Regions from separate parts of the Homo sapiens genome. Here all the other regions are linked to region 2. A link is an interaction called in ENCODE POLR2A ChIA-PET data of the cell type or tissue named here. Cell type or tissue: GM12878. All regions are shown on one strand.

Evidence for each region. Peaks named below come from ENCODE experiments on the same cell type or tissue, not always from the same donor. Only the 100,000 strongest peaks of a DNase experiment are listed, where the experiment ranks them.
Region 1: POLR2A ChIA-PET joins it to region 2 with 5 read pairs; 1 of 35 experiments calls an interaction of 5 or more read pairs at or near these places.
Region 3: POLR2A ChIA-PET joins it to region 2 with 5 read pairs; 8 of 35 experiments call an interaction of 5 or more read pairs at or near these places.

The regions. Positions count from the first base shown.
Region 1 is chr1:42,852,628-42,857,627 of GRCh38, forward strand. LOC339539 (a long non-coding RNA gene) reads left to right here and starts at 4,995. Exons shown (of 4, transcript NR_104171.1): 1 at 4,995-5,000. In GM12878, no CTCF peak of the experiment used is centred here; no DNase peak of the experiment used is centred here; H3K27ac peaks cover 598 bases.
Region 2 is chr1:42,356,102-42,361,101 of GRCh38, forward strand. No RefSeq gene overlaps it. Among named protein-coding and RNA genes, the nearest start is that of RIMKLA, 22 kb to the right of the region's middle. In GM12878, no CTCF peak of the experiment used is centred here; a DNase peak (open chromatin) is centred at 2,852.
Region 3 is chr1:42,445,955-42,450,954 of GRCh38, forward strand. ZMYND12 (zinc finger MYND-type containing 12) reads right to left here. Exons shown (of 8, transcript NM_032257.5): 2 at 3,964-4,105; 3 at 2,513-2,684. Among named protein-coding and RNA genes, the nearest start is that of ZMYND12, 7.6 kb to the right of the region's middle. In GM12878, no CTCF peak of the experiment used is centred here; no DNase peak of the experiment used is centred here.

The DNA.
Region 1 (5,000 bases), 500 kb after region 2:
GAAGGGGGAAAGGAAAGGAACTAACATTAATTGAGCATCCACTACATGCGATTAATTCTGTCAGTCACATTTACATTCATTATCTCATGTAGTTCTCACAGCAACTCTCAAAGGAATAAGAAGAGGACATGAAAGTGAGGGAAGATAAAGTCACTTGCTGTGAAGTCATACAGCAAGTACGTTGTGGAGCAGAGTTCAAACTTGGGCCTCCCTGACTGCCAGCTGTTGCTCTTTTCACTACATTTACCTTTTGGCTTCTGAAGGAGGAGCCACTTAGGAGACTTGCCTGGAGTTAGGAGCCAGTGTGGCCTCTTCATATGGCCTTGGGCCATTTGCTCTATGGCAAGTCAGTGCCAAGCATGAGAACGTTTTCAACTTTATTTTATTTTGAGGTCAACTTTATTTTATTTTGAGACAGGATCTTGCTCTGTCGCCCAGGCTGGAGTGCAGTGGTGTGATCACAGCTCACTGCAGCCTTGATCTCCTGGGCTCAAGTAATCCTCCCACCTCAGTGTATGGAGTAGCTGGGACTGCAGGTGCACACCACCACACCTGGCCTCAATGTTATTGATTGAGCACTTACTCTGTGCCAAGGAAAAACGGCAGTGACGGGGAGTACAGGGTGAAGGGTGGGATAAGGTGAGAGAAATCTTAAAACCCATAATGAGAGTCTTTGCTTTTAGTAGCAATAGTTTAGTCCTCAAGGCTGGAACAGCTTAGCAGGGATTATGTCTGGTTTCCTGTCCTCCTGGTTTAGGCCTGGCTCCACATGGCAGATTTCAGTGTTTTCTACATGGAAGTTTAGTGTTCACCCAGTTTTCCTCTAACAAATACAAAAGAACCCTTCCTCTAACAAATACAAAAGACCCCTATCTACCTCTCTTGTGAATCTGGGGCCCTACTCTTCCAGAGTGAGGGGCCCTCTTCATTTGTAGCCAGTTGGCAGAGTGTGATTCTGGCACCGGGCTTGGAACTGACATCACCCATAACCTTACCTAACATGGGGACCCTGCCGTTCACCAGTAAGAGATGTGCCAGGAACTTTACACTCATTATTGAATTCTCACAGCAACTAAGAGTGACTTGCATTTGCCGTATGTAGAAATAGGCTGATAAAGAAAGGGACTTGCCCAAGGTTACAGAGCAAGTAAATGCGGGGTGTAGGACCTGAACTACTGCCCAAATTCAAGTCCTGTATTTTATCCAACTATAAAAGACTTCCCAAATGATTCATTTATATTTATAGGGTACTTTACTGTTTACCAAGCACTTTTATTTCATACACATTTTCTGATTCCTTGAAAATCTCCACACAATATATTTTAAACATAGTCACCCAAACTTGTGTGTGTGAGTTGGCACACACCCTAATAATAAAAATCACCATCTTTTAAATACCTACTAAGTGCCAATTATTGTACAACTCTTATCTCTAGTCTTCATACTATCCTGTAAGGTAGTAATGTCCCCATGTTCAAGGCAAGAAAATTCTGTGAGATTAAATAACCAGACCTATTGGCAGAGTGGAGACTTAATTCAGGTATGTCTGATCCCAAGGTCAAGCTCTTCATTATACCCACTATCAAGCTAGGTCTACAGATCCCCTCTCAGTCTGGGAAGCTTAGTCTGACTCCTTCCTGACTTGGAGACTTTGTGACAACCACTGTGATTTTTTTTTTTTTTTTTTTTTTTTTTTGAGACAGAGTTTCATTCTTGTTGCCCAGGATAGAATGCAACGGCGGGATCTCGGCTCACTGCAACCTCCACCTCCCAGGTTCAAACGATTCTCCTGCCTCAGCCTCCCGAGTAGCTGGGATTACAGGCATGTGCCACCATGCTCGGCTAATTTTGTATTTTTAGTAGAGACGGGGTTTCTCTATGTTGGACAGGCTGGTCTCAAACTCCCGACCTCAGGTGATCCACCCGTCTCGGCCTTCCAAAGTGCTGGGATTACAGGCGTGAGCCACTGTGCTGAGCCCCACTGTGACTTTTATAATTATGAGTGTCTGCTGCCAGTTGGGCCTACGACCAATGTACCAGGCTCCTGCTTTGATCTTGGAACAAAGCTCCCCAGCCAATCTCACTTGTCTCTCTCTCTTTTTTTTTTTTTTTTTTTTGTGAGATGGAGTCTCTGTTGCCCAGGCTGGAGTGCAGTGGCGCGATCTTGGCTCACGGCAACCTCTGCCTCCCGGGTTCAAGCAGTTCTCCTACCTCAGCCTCCCGAGTAGCTGGGATTACAGGCATGTGCCACAACGCCCGGCTAATTTTTGTATTTTTACTAGAGATGGGGTTTTGCCATGTTGGCCAGGCTGGTCCTGACCTCAGGTGATCCGCTTGCCTCAGCCTCCCAAAGTGCTGGGATTACAGATGTGAGCCACTGTGCCCGGCTCACTTGCCCTTTTTTGACCCTAACTTATATGCTAACATTTTTTGTTTTAGTCAGTGCTTTTGAGTCCTGACTAGTCCTTTTATTCACTGTCTAACTTCCTTTTAAACTTTATTTTATCCTTCATTCCCCTTATTTTTTCCCTTTCTCCCTCATTCCATCTACTCTTTCTTCTCTTCCTCTCCCTCTTTTCCTCCTTCCCTCTTAGTAACTTGTAATACTGACATTGAAGACAATGTGGCCCCTGATTTCTAGTGTAGGAGATTGCCACACAAATCCAGAGTTGCAATGCAGGATGGTAGGTATCATTACAGTTGTACCCAGGATGCTGTAGAAGCCGGGGGAGTGCCTTAACCTGGCCTGTACTGGACAGTGGGGCCCAGAAGTGAGTAAGACATAGTCCTTCCTGGCTGGGTGCGGTGGCTCACTCCTGTAATCCCAGAACTTTGGGAGGCTGAGGTGAGCAGATCACGAGGTCAGGAGATTGAGACCATCCTGGCTGATACGGTGAAACCCCGTCTCTACTAAAAATATAAAAAATTAGCCGGGCGTGGTGGTGGGCGCCTGTAGTCCTAGCTACTCGGGAGGCTGAGGCAGGAGAATGGCATGAACCCAGGAGGCAGAGCTTGCAGTGAGCCGAGATCGCGCCACTGCACTCCAGCCTGGGCGACAGAGCAAGACTCCATCACAAAAAAAAAAAAAAAAAAAAAAAGACATAGTCCTTCCTGCAAGGAACGCAGAGGAAGTGAAAGTACTCTGAACAAGGTGCTGGGGGAACACAGGTGGGAATGGTTAACTTCACAGGAGAGGGGAATCTGAAAGGATGATTGAATTTGGTCTGAATGAATAGGTGTTTATAGCAGAGAAAAGAGAGGAAAGGGAAAGTTTATTTCAGACAGAAGGGAAGGCTTAGTGTTTTAGGAAATAATGAAATGTTTGATAGTGTGCCCTGTGTGAGGAGGAGAGGAAGCCCTTGTGTTGGATGCCAGGGTAAGAAATTTTGGATTGTGGACAATAAGGAATTTTAAAGCTGGGGAATGACATGATAATATTCACTCTTTATTTAGGAAAAGCACTTGGGCTAGTGTGGAGGATGAACTAAAGGGGGATGAGTGATTTGGAAACATGCTGTCTGTGTAAACCAGGTGCCAATTAGGACCCTCCTGATCCACAGAGAGTTCTGTATGATTGCCTCAGAGCATTGCCAATTCCACAAGATGGGAAAGTTCAAACTTTCCACACAATTTCTGCAGATTCCTTGGGTTTATGACCTCATAATCTCTTGCCTGAGATTCCTGTGATCTGTACAAACCTTTTCTATTTTGTCCCCATTAGTCCTGTCACAGAACTCAGCTCTTTTGATAAGTTTAGAATCCTTCCTAGAGATTGAGAATCTTAGTGAGGAGTTACATTAAGGCATGTGAGTAGCTTCCAATTCTGTCATCTCTGCTTGCCTCCCCACCCTCTCTCTGGATTGCCACAATAAGACTAGGGTGCATCATTGTTTTTTGTTTGTTTTTCTGAGATAAGGTCTCCCTCTTGCCCAGGCTGGAGTGCAGTAGTGTGATCACAGCTCACTGCAGCCTCCACCTCCTGAGCTCAAGCAATCCTCCTACCTCAGCCACCCCAGTAGCTGGGACCACAGATGTGTGCCACCGCACCTGGCTAATTATTTATTTTTGTTAGAGATGGTCTCACTGTCAGGCCTCTGAGCCCAGGCTAAGCCATCATAACCCCTGTGACCTGCACGTATACATCCAGATGGCCTGGAGCAACTGAAGAACCACAAAAGAAGTGAAACAGCCAGTTCCTGCCTTAACTGATGACATTCCACCATTGTGATTTGTTCCTGCCCCACCCTAACTAATGAATCAACCTTGTGACAGTCCTCCCCTGGACAAAGAGTCTCAGGAGCTCCCCACCGAGCACCATGTGACCCCCACCCCTGCCCGCAAGAGATAACCACCTTTAACTAATTTTCCACTACCTACCCAAATCCTATAAAACTGCCCCACCCCTATCTCCCTTTGCTGACTCTGTTTTTGGACTCAGCCCACTTGCACCCAAGTGAAAATAAACAGCCTTGTTGCTCACACAAAGCCTGGTTAGGTGGTCTCTTCACATGGATGTGCGTAACGTTTGATGCCAAAGAACCCGGGACAGGGGGACTCCTTTGAGAGATTGGCCCCCTGTCCTCACCCTCACTTCATGAAGAGATCCACCTATGACCTCGGGTCCTCAGACCAGCCCAAGGAACATCTCACCAATTTCAACTCAGGTAAGCGGTCTCTTTGCTCTCTTCTCCAGCCTCTCTTGCTACCCTTCAATCTCCCTATCTTTCCAATTTCAGTTCTCTTTCCTTTCTAGTAGAGACAAAGGAACACATTTTATCCGTGAACTCAAAAACTCTGACATCGGTCATGGATTTGGGAAGACAGTCTTCCCTTGGTGTCTGATCATAGCAGGGACGCCTGCCTTGATCATTCACCCACATTCCATTGGTGTCTGATCTCCATGGGGACGCCTGCCTTGATCATTCACCCACATTCCACTGGTGTCTGATCTCCACGGGGATGCCTGCCTTGATCATTCACCCACACTCCCTTGGTGGCAG
Region 2 (5,000 bases):
AACACAGTGAGACCCCATCTCTACAAAAAATATAAAAATTAGCCTGGTGTGGGAACACGTGCCTGTAGTACCAACTACTCAGGAGGCTGAGGTTGGAGAATCACTTGAGCCCAGGAGGTCAAGGCTGCAGCAAGCTGTGATTGTACCACTGCACTCTAGCCTGGGTGACAGAGCGAAAACCTGTCTCAAGACAAAAAAAAAAAAAAAAACCATAGCAAGATCCCATCTTTACAAAAATAAAAACTTTTTGTTTTGTTTTGTTTTGAGACAGAGTTTCACTCTTGTTGCCCAGGCTGGAGTGCAATAACGCAATTTCGGCACACTAGAACCTCCGCCTCCCAGGTTCAAGCAATTCTTCTGCCTCAGCCTCCCAAGCAGCTGGGATTACAGTTTTGTGCCACCATGCCCAGCTAATTTTGTATTTTTAGTAGAGATGGGGTTTCACTATGTTGGCCAGGCTGGTTTCAAACTCCTGACCTCAGGTGATCCACCCGCCTCAGCCTCCCAAAGTACTGGGATTACAGGGATGAGCCAATGTTTCTTAAAAAAGAAAACATTGGAGAAATTGTAGTTTCAGAAAGGGTGAGAACTGACAATTTTCTTCCTGCGTGTAGCCAGATTCCTCTGGGAGGGGTACCCTCTCTATACCAGAGCAAGGAAATAGCCCTTATCACTAGAAACTTGGACTTGAAGGCTGCAATGGGCCTGAATAAATACACCTAGTGAAGTTACCCTTAGCTTTTACCTGTATTACACCCCTCCATGTATTTCCTAACGACTCCCCTAGAAAATTTTACTGCCCTAGCCAGATTTTATTTTCTCTCAGGTTTGGGAAACATTTTTGTTAAATAGTTTCAAGCTCTCCTGAGAGATCGGCAGATATTCAAACATATTTCTCTCTTGGAGCACAGTTCTGGGTCATTTCTTCTCAAGTTTATTGCTCTTTGTCTAAAAAGTATGAGAGTATCTTGCTTTGGCCATTTCTTCAGACTTCACTCATAAAGATCCCCATGTACATGTAAAACTAATACAATTTGTATACTTTTATTCATCTGCTTGGTGTCAATTTGGTTTCCAGATCCAGCCAAAGAGCCCACTAGGAGCTAGAAGGGGGATTAGGGGGATTGGCTGTGATCTATGGCTCCCTTATTCACTGGAAAGACTCAGTGAAGACTGAAGACTGACTGAGTTGCTAAAAAAAAAAAAAAAAAAAAAAAGAAAGCAAAAACGACTGTTGAAATAAATGTAAGCAAAACAACTACAGAGTTGGGTAAATAATTTTAAGTAATTTAAAGTCCTACACATAGATATCTTCCTAGGTGTGTTTAAGTTCTTGCACATTAAAGAAACCCAAAATGAAGAATCATAAAAATGCATATTGTGAGTGGTTTGTTCAAGAATGATAATACAGAGTTCCAATCAGTGGACTATTGTACAAAGAAAAACAAGCTTGCCTCACATTCGAAGGCCTATGAATGGATGTATATAAATGGGTTTGAACTTAAAATATTTAAAATAAGTACAGATCATATTTTATGATTCCCTACTTTAATGGAATGGTTCCATTTCTAGACTGATCACATTGGATAAATGGCCTTTGTGATAGTCATTCTAAGGTCTCTCAACACAGATTAAAGGCCCCTATGTTATTCATTGACCTCGGTGCTGATGGTTTTCTAGAGGACTGAGTGAACCAGAAGAGGTGGGGTACAAACATCCTAGGCAGAGGAAAAAAAGGGAGCAAATTCAGCAAAACATGGACATGGCATAGAGCATCAATTTCTTCTACTGGAGGGTATAGCAGGAGGGGAGTGGGAAAGTTGAGAAAACAAGTTATGGTAAAAGAAAAAAAAGAGGCAGTTGAATTTAGTCTCCATTTTCACATACTGGCTCTCTAAGCTTTGTTAAATAGTTTCAAGCTTTCTGGGATTGGCAGATATTCAAAGCTAACTATTTCTCTCTTAGGACACATTTACAGATTCTGCAGAAGACCCAGTAGGAAGATTCTGTTGTACCTTATATAATTCAGGTGATACCATCTCCCTTTCATTGGCTACTCTCATCTCAGCCTCTGTTTTTTGGTGGTCCAGTCTACACTGGGTCTTTCTGTTAGGAGTTCCATGGCTCTTCCAGGCAATCCTCCTAGGCAAGATTTTAAAGGGTTTAAGCCAGCTCTCCTTCCAAAGAAACCTTCCACCCTGACAAACTCTTGGAGTGCAGGCCACTTGATATAATCATTTATTTGACCTTCACCCCTGTAGTTGGAACAGCTAGCTAGTCCACCACTGCCTTTCACATGTCCTAGGCAAGAGTTAGATATTGGTCCACTGCATCCCATTACCTGCAGGAGTTACATATCAAGGTCTCCAAGTGGTCCCATTGAAATGGCTCCCCCTTGGCTTAAGAATAAGAAAGTATCACCCAACCCTGCTTATTGGGAGAGAGGGAGGAGAAATCCTCACAAGCTTATGTCTCTCCAGAAAAGTCCTCTTCAAAGAAGCCCTACAGCAACATCTCTTTACCTCCCTGAGGATGAGGGGCTTGAGAACTGTGCAACTGGTTTTTGATTATCTACTTTGAAACTCCCACAGAAGGGTATGCTGACAACTTTGCCATCTAATATCTATTGCCTTAGGGTTTCTGGTGGACACTTCCTATTTGAAATCTATTACACTTATATTTGTGGACTAAACAATACTTGGATGTGATGTATTATTCTTTTACTATCCTAATGGATTAAATTTACCAGTGTTTTATTTAAGATTTTGTAATCTATGTTTATAAATGAAATTGACCTATACATGTGCTTTTTTTGTACAGACCTTGTGTCATGTAGCAGGACAGAAATTTGCATACTATGACTCAGATGTGCGAAAGAATGTTAACATTTGTTACTTTCTGTAATGACTCCTATTTTAGACTCAAGCCTCAATTCCTACTAATAGCAGGGGGAAATTTTTAAATTGTGTTTATGTCTCTGTGAGTTTAAATAGAATTTAATTCATTCAAAATTCACACTCCCAGCTGAGTGCGGTGGCTCGTACCTGTGATCCCAGCACTTTGGGAGGCCAAGGTAGGTGGATCATTTGAGGTCAGGAGTTCGAGACCAGCCTGGCCAACATGGTGAAACCCTGTCTCTACTAAAAATACAAAATAAATTAACCAGGTGGTAGTGGCGCATACCTGTAATCCCAGCTACTCAGGAGGCTGAGGCAGGAAAATCACTTGAGCCCGGGAAGTAGAGGTTACAGTGAGCCGAGGTCACACCACTGCACTCCAGTCTGGGTGACAGAATGAGACCCTGTCTCAAAAAAAAAAAAAAAAATTCACACTCCCTGCTGGCTATTTTCTCCCCTCATAAAAGCAGGAGGAGAATACCACACTGTCCTGTGGCCTTCCCTGAGATGTCCCTCATCCCACTGTTGAAGCTGACAGAGGGAAACTTGGCTGTATCTTATCTTTTGTGGCATCATTTTGCTGCCTATTACTGAGATTCTTCATTCCTGCATTCTGTGCTCTGCTTATGCAACCTAAGGCTTCCTGCAGCCAAGTGGTTCCCCTCAGCACCATCTGTCCCCTGAGGAATCCAAGGAACTCTTGACTGCTTTCTCCTTGACATGATGTACTTGTGGGATCCTGGGAGGCTGCTCTCAGACTTCTCCCTCATCCGTTACTACCTGAGTCATACTGAACATGGTACCAACCCCAATACAGGGTTGTTCCAAGGAACCTGCATCATCTGAAACAAAATCTGGAAAGTGGGCATGAGCCATGTTTTGGAATTTCACCAGATCTGTATCCCCAAATCACTTATTTCTGGCCTCCCACTCCTTTGTCTCTCACACTCTCTGCTTTTCCCAATTATCAGAAGAACTTCCTGCTTTCCCTTCCTGTCTCTCAGGAATTCTTCTACCAAATACCCTTTTCCTTCCTACGTGGCATTAACCCTTGCCTACTTTGATTGAATAACAGTACAGGCAAGGGAGTGGCAGGGAAATAATCCAAATTATTAAGAGAAAATGCAGCCAGGCATGGTGGCTCACACCTGTAGTCCCAGCACTTTGGGAGGCCAAGGTGGGTGGATCTCTTGAGTCCAGGAGTTTGAGACCAGCCTGAGCAACATGACGAAACCCTGTCTCTACTAAAAATACAAAAAGTTAGCCAGGTGTGGTGGCACGCACCTGTAGTACCAGCTACTTGGGAGGCTGAGGTGGAAGAATCACCTGAGCCCAGGAAGTTGAGGCTGCAGTGAGGAATGATAGCACCACTGGGTGACAGGAGTGAGACCCTGACTCCAAAAAGAGAGAGAGAGAGAGAGAGAGAGAGAGAGAGAGAGAGAGAGAATATGCATTAGGGTATTTTCTACAAACACTTCAACTAGCTTACTTACATTTAAGCCCAAGATATTTATTGTTCTTATGCTTTTGCTGCTAAATCAAGGATAGACTCACACATAATATTTCTCTATTATACTGGTGGGTTAGCACACTGCCTATTTCCTCCAAGTGGTTTAATCAGCTTCTTGAAACCCATACTAATAACTATTACATGTAATTCATTTCCCTTTCCCTTGCAGATAAAAGTGGCCAACTAGATGTAAGCAGAAGTCACTGGGTAGGCTTCTTGGAACTCTGTCATTATTGCCCTTCTTCCGTTTGTCCTTTCTGTTGCTTGGAAGGCAGATGAGGTGGCTAGAGCTTCAAAAGCCATATTGGACCAAGAGTAACCTAGAACATGAAGGTGTGTGCCAAAGATGGCAGAGCACATGGAAAGGGGAGATCCTGGATGCTTAATGACCAAGGAGCAGCCACACCAACCCTGAACTGCCTAACTCTGCTCTTCTTTATTCTGAGGAAGAAATATGCCTCTTTTGTATTTAAGTTGCTTTAATTAGTATCTTCTACAAACAACCACATGTAATTTCTTACAAATTATTCAGTTAAGTGATGTATTCAGTCATACAACTAGGTCAGGCACTTGTAATCCCAGCACTTTGGAAG
Region 3 (5,000 bases), 90 kb after region 2:
TTTCTTGTCCAGTGCTTTTCTCATTACTTTGGAGGAAAGACAGTCTGGAATGGGGTGTCAGACCTGGGCAGGGTGAGCAGGGCATTCCTGCAGGCAAACAGCCTGTTATGGGGAGTTGGAACCCACACAAGTGAGGAGGGATCCATGCAGCAGAGGCAGCCTGGAATGGGGAGTCAGGGCCCATGGAGCGGGAAGAGGTATCTATAAGGTGGAAAGGACGGAGTTAGAGAGCGGGGATTGATTCATACAGGGGAACTCATTAATATGTAAATAAACCAATGAAAGTGAAAGCTGTCAGCAAAGGGAGTTGCAATTAAGGAATGGAAGTAAATCAGATTGAACCCTATGGTGCTGTATTAGATCTGGATCAAACAGTATAGACTAGTGGTCATAGAGATATTGATGTAGATATATAGATACAGGCCAGACACGGTGGCTCATACCTGTAATCCCAGCACTTTGGGAAGCTGAAGCAGGTGGATCACTTGAGGACAGGAGTTCAAGATCACAAACATGGTGAAACCCCGTCTCTACTACAAATACAAAAATGAGCCAGGCGTGGTGGCACACACCTGTTGTCCCAGCTACTCGGGAGGCTGAGGCAGGAGAATTGCTTGAACCAGGGAGGTGGAGGCTGCAGTGAGCTCAGATTGCGCCACTGCACTCTAGCCTGGGTGACAGAGTGAGACTCGGTCTCAAAAAAAAAAAAAAGATATATAGATATAGAAATAAATACAGATGTAATGTGTGTATACGTACACCCATTATTATATTTACACTTACTCCCTAACTCCACTGAGAAGGCCTGGGAGCAGTAATACCCCAAAAGCATGAGTACATCTAGTGCACAGCTTTTGGCTTCTGATTTTCACTTTCCACTGAAAGAGATCAGGGCTCTTTAGAGGTATGTTCCAGAAAGCAGTCAAGTGAGCAAAGAACAAATGGGGTTGTATCTGGGAGATGCAGAAGCCAGCTTGAGTGGGGTTTGTCACTGGTCAAATCAGGGACAGTTTGAGGATCAAATTAACGATAGTAATGGATTTAAGCCCATTGAATAAAGATAAAATACTGATACAAATAACTAAATGAATACATTGAAAATTCGATGAGGAATGGGATATTTATATAGTTTCAAAGGACGTATCCATGAAATGAAAATTAAAGTTATTAATTACAGAAGGGTGAAAGAGTAACATTACAGGGAGGAAGACTGGCAGACGCCATCCTAATAAAGTAATTAAAATGAACATCATCAGTAATGAAAAAAATGAAAACATGCCAGTTTATAGGATGGGATGAGAACACAGCATCACCTCTGTACTGTTTTTGCCAAAAATCCATAACGTGAGTCCCATCATTAGGAAATATCAGACAAACTCAAATTGAGAAATGTTTTATACAATTGGCCTGTAACCTGTAAAAGTGTCAAGATCATAAAAGTCAAGAAAAGGTTGAGAAACTATTCCAGAGTTTTGTTGCCAACACATGGCAACAAAATGAAAAGTGTGACCCTGAACTGTATCCTTTTGCTATAAAGATGTTATTGGGAAAATTCGAGAAACTTGAATGGGGTCTTCTTAGATGACAGGGTCCCCTTGTGTGGTTCCCACAAAGACATTCTCCTTCATAACCACAATACAATATATCTCATTTACTAAGGGGACACTGAAGTATTCTAAGGATAGGGAATCAGGTGAACAACTTACTCTCAGAGAACTCAGGGGATAAAAGTTCTTTATATTGTACTTAATTTTAACAGTTTTACTTTTAAAAAAGTTTTACTTTTAAAAAAGTATTTTTTTAATGGTGGCTATTAAAACATATGAAGCATTTTTTTAAATGGTGGCCACCATGTAGGGTATCTGCTAAGTCTGCTCTATACTCTCAGAATTGCCTCTCCCATCTATAGGGGTGGGTTCCTGTATTTCTGAACTATGTGGCTCTGATCCCAGGGAATAAAGGTGGATTCCACACTCAAGCCATGTCAACAAAATTCTGTCTTCTACGAATTTGTATTTGGAAATCAGAAGCTAATTAGTTTCTACTGCCTACTTCAAACCTAGAAAACACGTAAACTGAAAAACTCCATCTGACATTTTGGGGTAGCTGTCTTCTACAGTGAGCATAGGGTAGACAAATCTGGTCTGCAGAGAGGGAAAATAGCAAAGCAGATAGATACCCAGAGAGAAGTAGATACAGGAGACAAGGCCCAAGAGAGAACGAAAGGCACTCCAATTCTAGTCCCTCATGAAGCCTCAGCTCCTGTAGGATACTACAGCACCCGCACAAAGTTCCTCCTTTTTGTGCAGGCCAGCTTGAGTGGATTTCTGCCAGTTGTAGACAAAAGTCTGTGACATCTCCTTCCCTACCTTGTGCTAAACTTTACAGCAACCCTGCTCCTTCTACAATAGGTCTCTTGGTGCCACTGTCAAGGGTGACTCTTTGATCATTGGTGTGACCCAAACATAACACCACTTAAGGGATCCAAGGATCTCAAGTCGGTTTCACTCACCAAGGCTGGCCTCGGCCAACAGCAGGTAAGCAGGCACAAGCTCTACGGAGCTCAGGCCATACAGCTTCACACGGAAGCGAAGGGACTGCAAAGCTGCTGGTACAGCATCTTCGTGTTTCCCTTCAAAGAGGTATTTCTGGGCTATGGTGTAGCAGAATTCAATCAAATACTTCTGTGGAAGAGAGAAACAGACTATCTGAGACAGTCTAAAGTTAAAGGCAAAGGTGGATGTAGATGGCCCTGGGGATAAGGCCAACACCTAATGACCCAGTTAAAGGCACATAGTGAGCCTGCCTGTATTAGAGTGGACGTGAAGCCCCACATAAGTGATATAAGAAAGCAAACTCTGGACTATGAGTTCCTTAAGGCCCAGGAACATGTGTATTTTCATCTTAGTTCAGCGCTTGGCATAGATGAATGCTCAATATAGAGTTATCAGATGAATAAATGAGTATTGTTTTTACAGTTCTAATAAAACTTTACTTTAGCAAAGCTAGCATGTCTCAGGACAATCTGAAACTTTCTGCCTTCCTAGTTGAGTTAATTTTGAGAGAAACATCTCATTTTCCCTTCCAGAATTATCCTGTTTAGCTAATATCACAAAAAACTTTAACTCTGCATTGTTCTAAGGCCACTATCAAAGTGTCATAACACTAAAATGGATGGATCTTATGTTTAGAGATTTATGGCTTATAATAAGGGGCTAATTTTTTAGAGTGATTGAGATGCTCAATACTCAATAATACTCAACACTATACATAATAATAGTGGCAGGTTTTGGTAACCTCCTTTATTTATTCAGTAGTATATCCATACATCATTCTTAACCCTCCTATTATGTGGCCAGACTCTTGGCATCTGTGGATGTTATGGGCTGAACTGTGTCCCCTGCCAAAATTCATGTGTTGAAGCCCTATCCTGCAGTCTGTCACATGACTATAATTGGAGCTAGGGCCTGTAGAGTGGTGATTAAGTTAGAATGAGGCCATTAGGGTGGGCCCTAACCTAATCTGACTTGTGTCTTTATAAAAAGAGGAAATTGGACACACAAAGAGATACCAGGCATGCTTGCACACAAAGGACCATGTGAAGACACTGTAGGAAGGCAGCCATCTGAAAGCCAGGAAGAGAGGCCTCAGAAGAAACCAAACCTGCTGACCCCTTGATCTTGGACTTCCCAGCCTCCAGAGCTGTGAGGAAATAAATGTATGCTGTTTGAGCCACCCAGTTTGTGATATTTGATTGTGACAGTGCTAGCAGACTAATACAGTAAGTATTTAGTAAATGTGGAAAACAACAGACTGGATGGTGTTGAGGACTTAAAAAGATATAAAACAAAGTCTCTGCCCTCCGTGAGGTTACAATTTAGTGATCCCAACACAGTTCGAGCCTTGTCTTGGGCAGCTTCACCGCACCTACGACTTAACCTTGGAAAGTGCCGTAGGCCCTACCTGCCGCTGCTGCAGCTGCTGCAGGCCATGCTGCCGTTCTTCCTCTGAATTGTAGAAGGGCATGGAAGTGCGCAGTGGAATCAAGAGCTGACATATTTTCTCATGGATGCTGTCCCAGTCAGCCTTCTGATGTACCACCCCACTGACAACGGAAACATAGACTTTATGATCTTTATATTTGGCATGACTTAAGATTCCATTAACCCTCCTACTGGCCTATCCCTAGACACCAGAAAAGTAAGCCAAATACAAACCAGGCAGGGAGCTCAAAGCCATTTCTGAGACTCAAATCTCTTTCCTTTCATGTGGTTATTTGATGATGTATAAACTGTGTTGGGATTGGAGAGTATGTTGTTTCTGCAGGCACACATTCACATTCTGAAGTCACACAGGGATGCTGGCATGCAATTGCTCATAGTGTTCTCTTATAATCTCTTTTATTTCTGCAAGGTTGGTAGTAATGTCCTCACTTTCATTTCTGATTTTAGTAATCTGAATCTTCTTTTCTAGGCCAGTCAACCTAGCTAAAGGTTTGTCAATTTTGTTGGTCTTTTCAAGGAGCCAACTTTTGGTCTCATCAGTTCTCTCTGTAGTTTCTTTATTCTCTGTTTTATCTCTGCTATAATCTTTAATTTTCCTTTCTTCTGCTAGCTTGTGTCTATACCCAACACAGGGCTGTGCATAAAGGAGTTTATAAATATGTTTTAGTTTGCTCTTCTTTTTCTAGTTTCTTAAGATGAAATGCTAGGTTACTGATTTGAGATCTTCTTTTCAATGTAATGTATATTAGTATAAATTCATATGAGTACTAAATTCATACAGTAACCTCTGAGTACTGCTTTGCCAGCATCTAAGTTTTAGTATGTTGTTTTTGTTTTCATTTATCTCAAAGCATTTTCTAATTTCCTTTGTAATTTCTTCTGTGACTCATTGGTTAAGAGTGTGTTATTTCTACATATTTGTAAATTTACCAAATTTCCTTGTTATTGACTACTAATTTCATTCCATGTAGGTGGAGAACATACTCTGTATGAAAT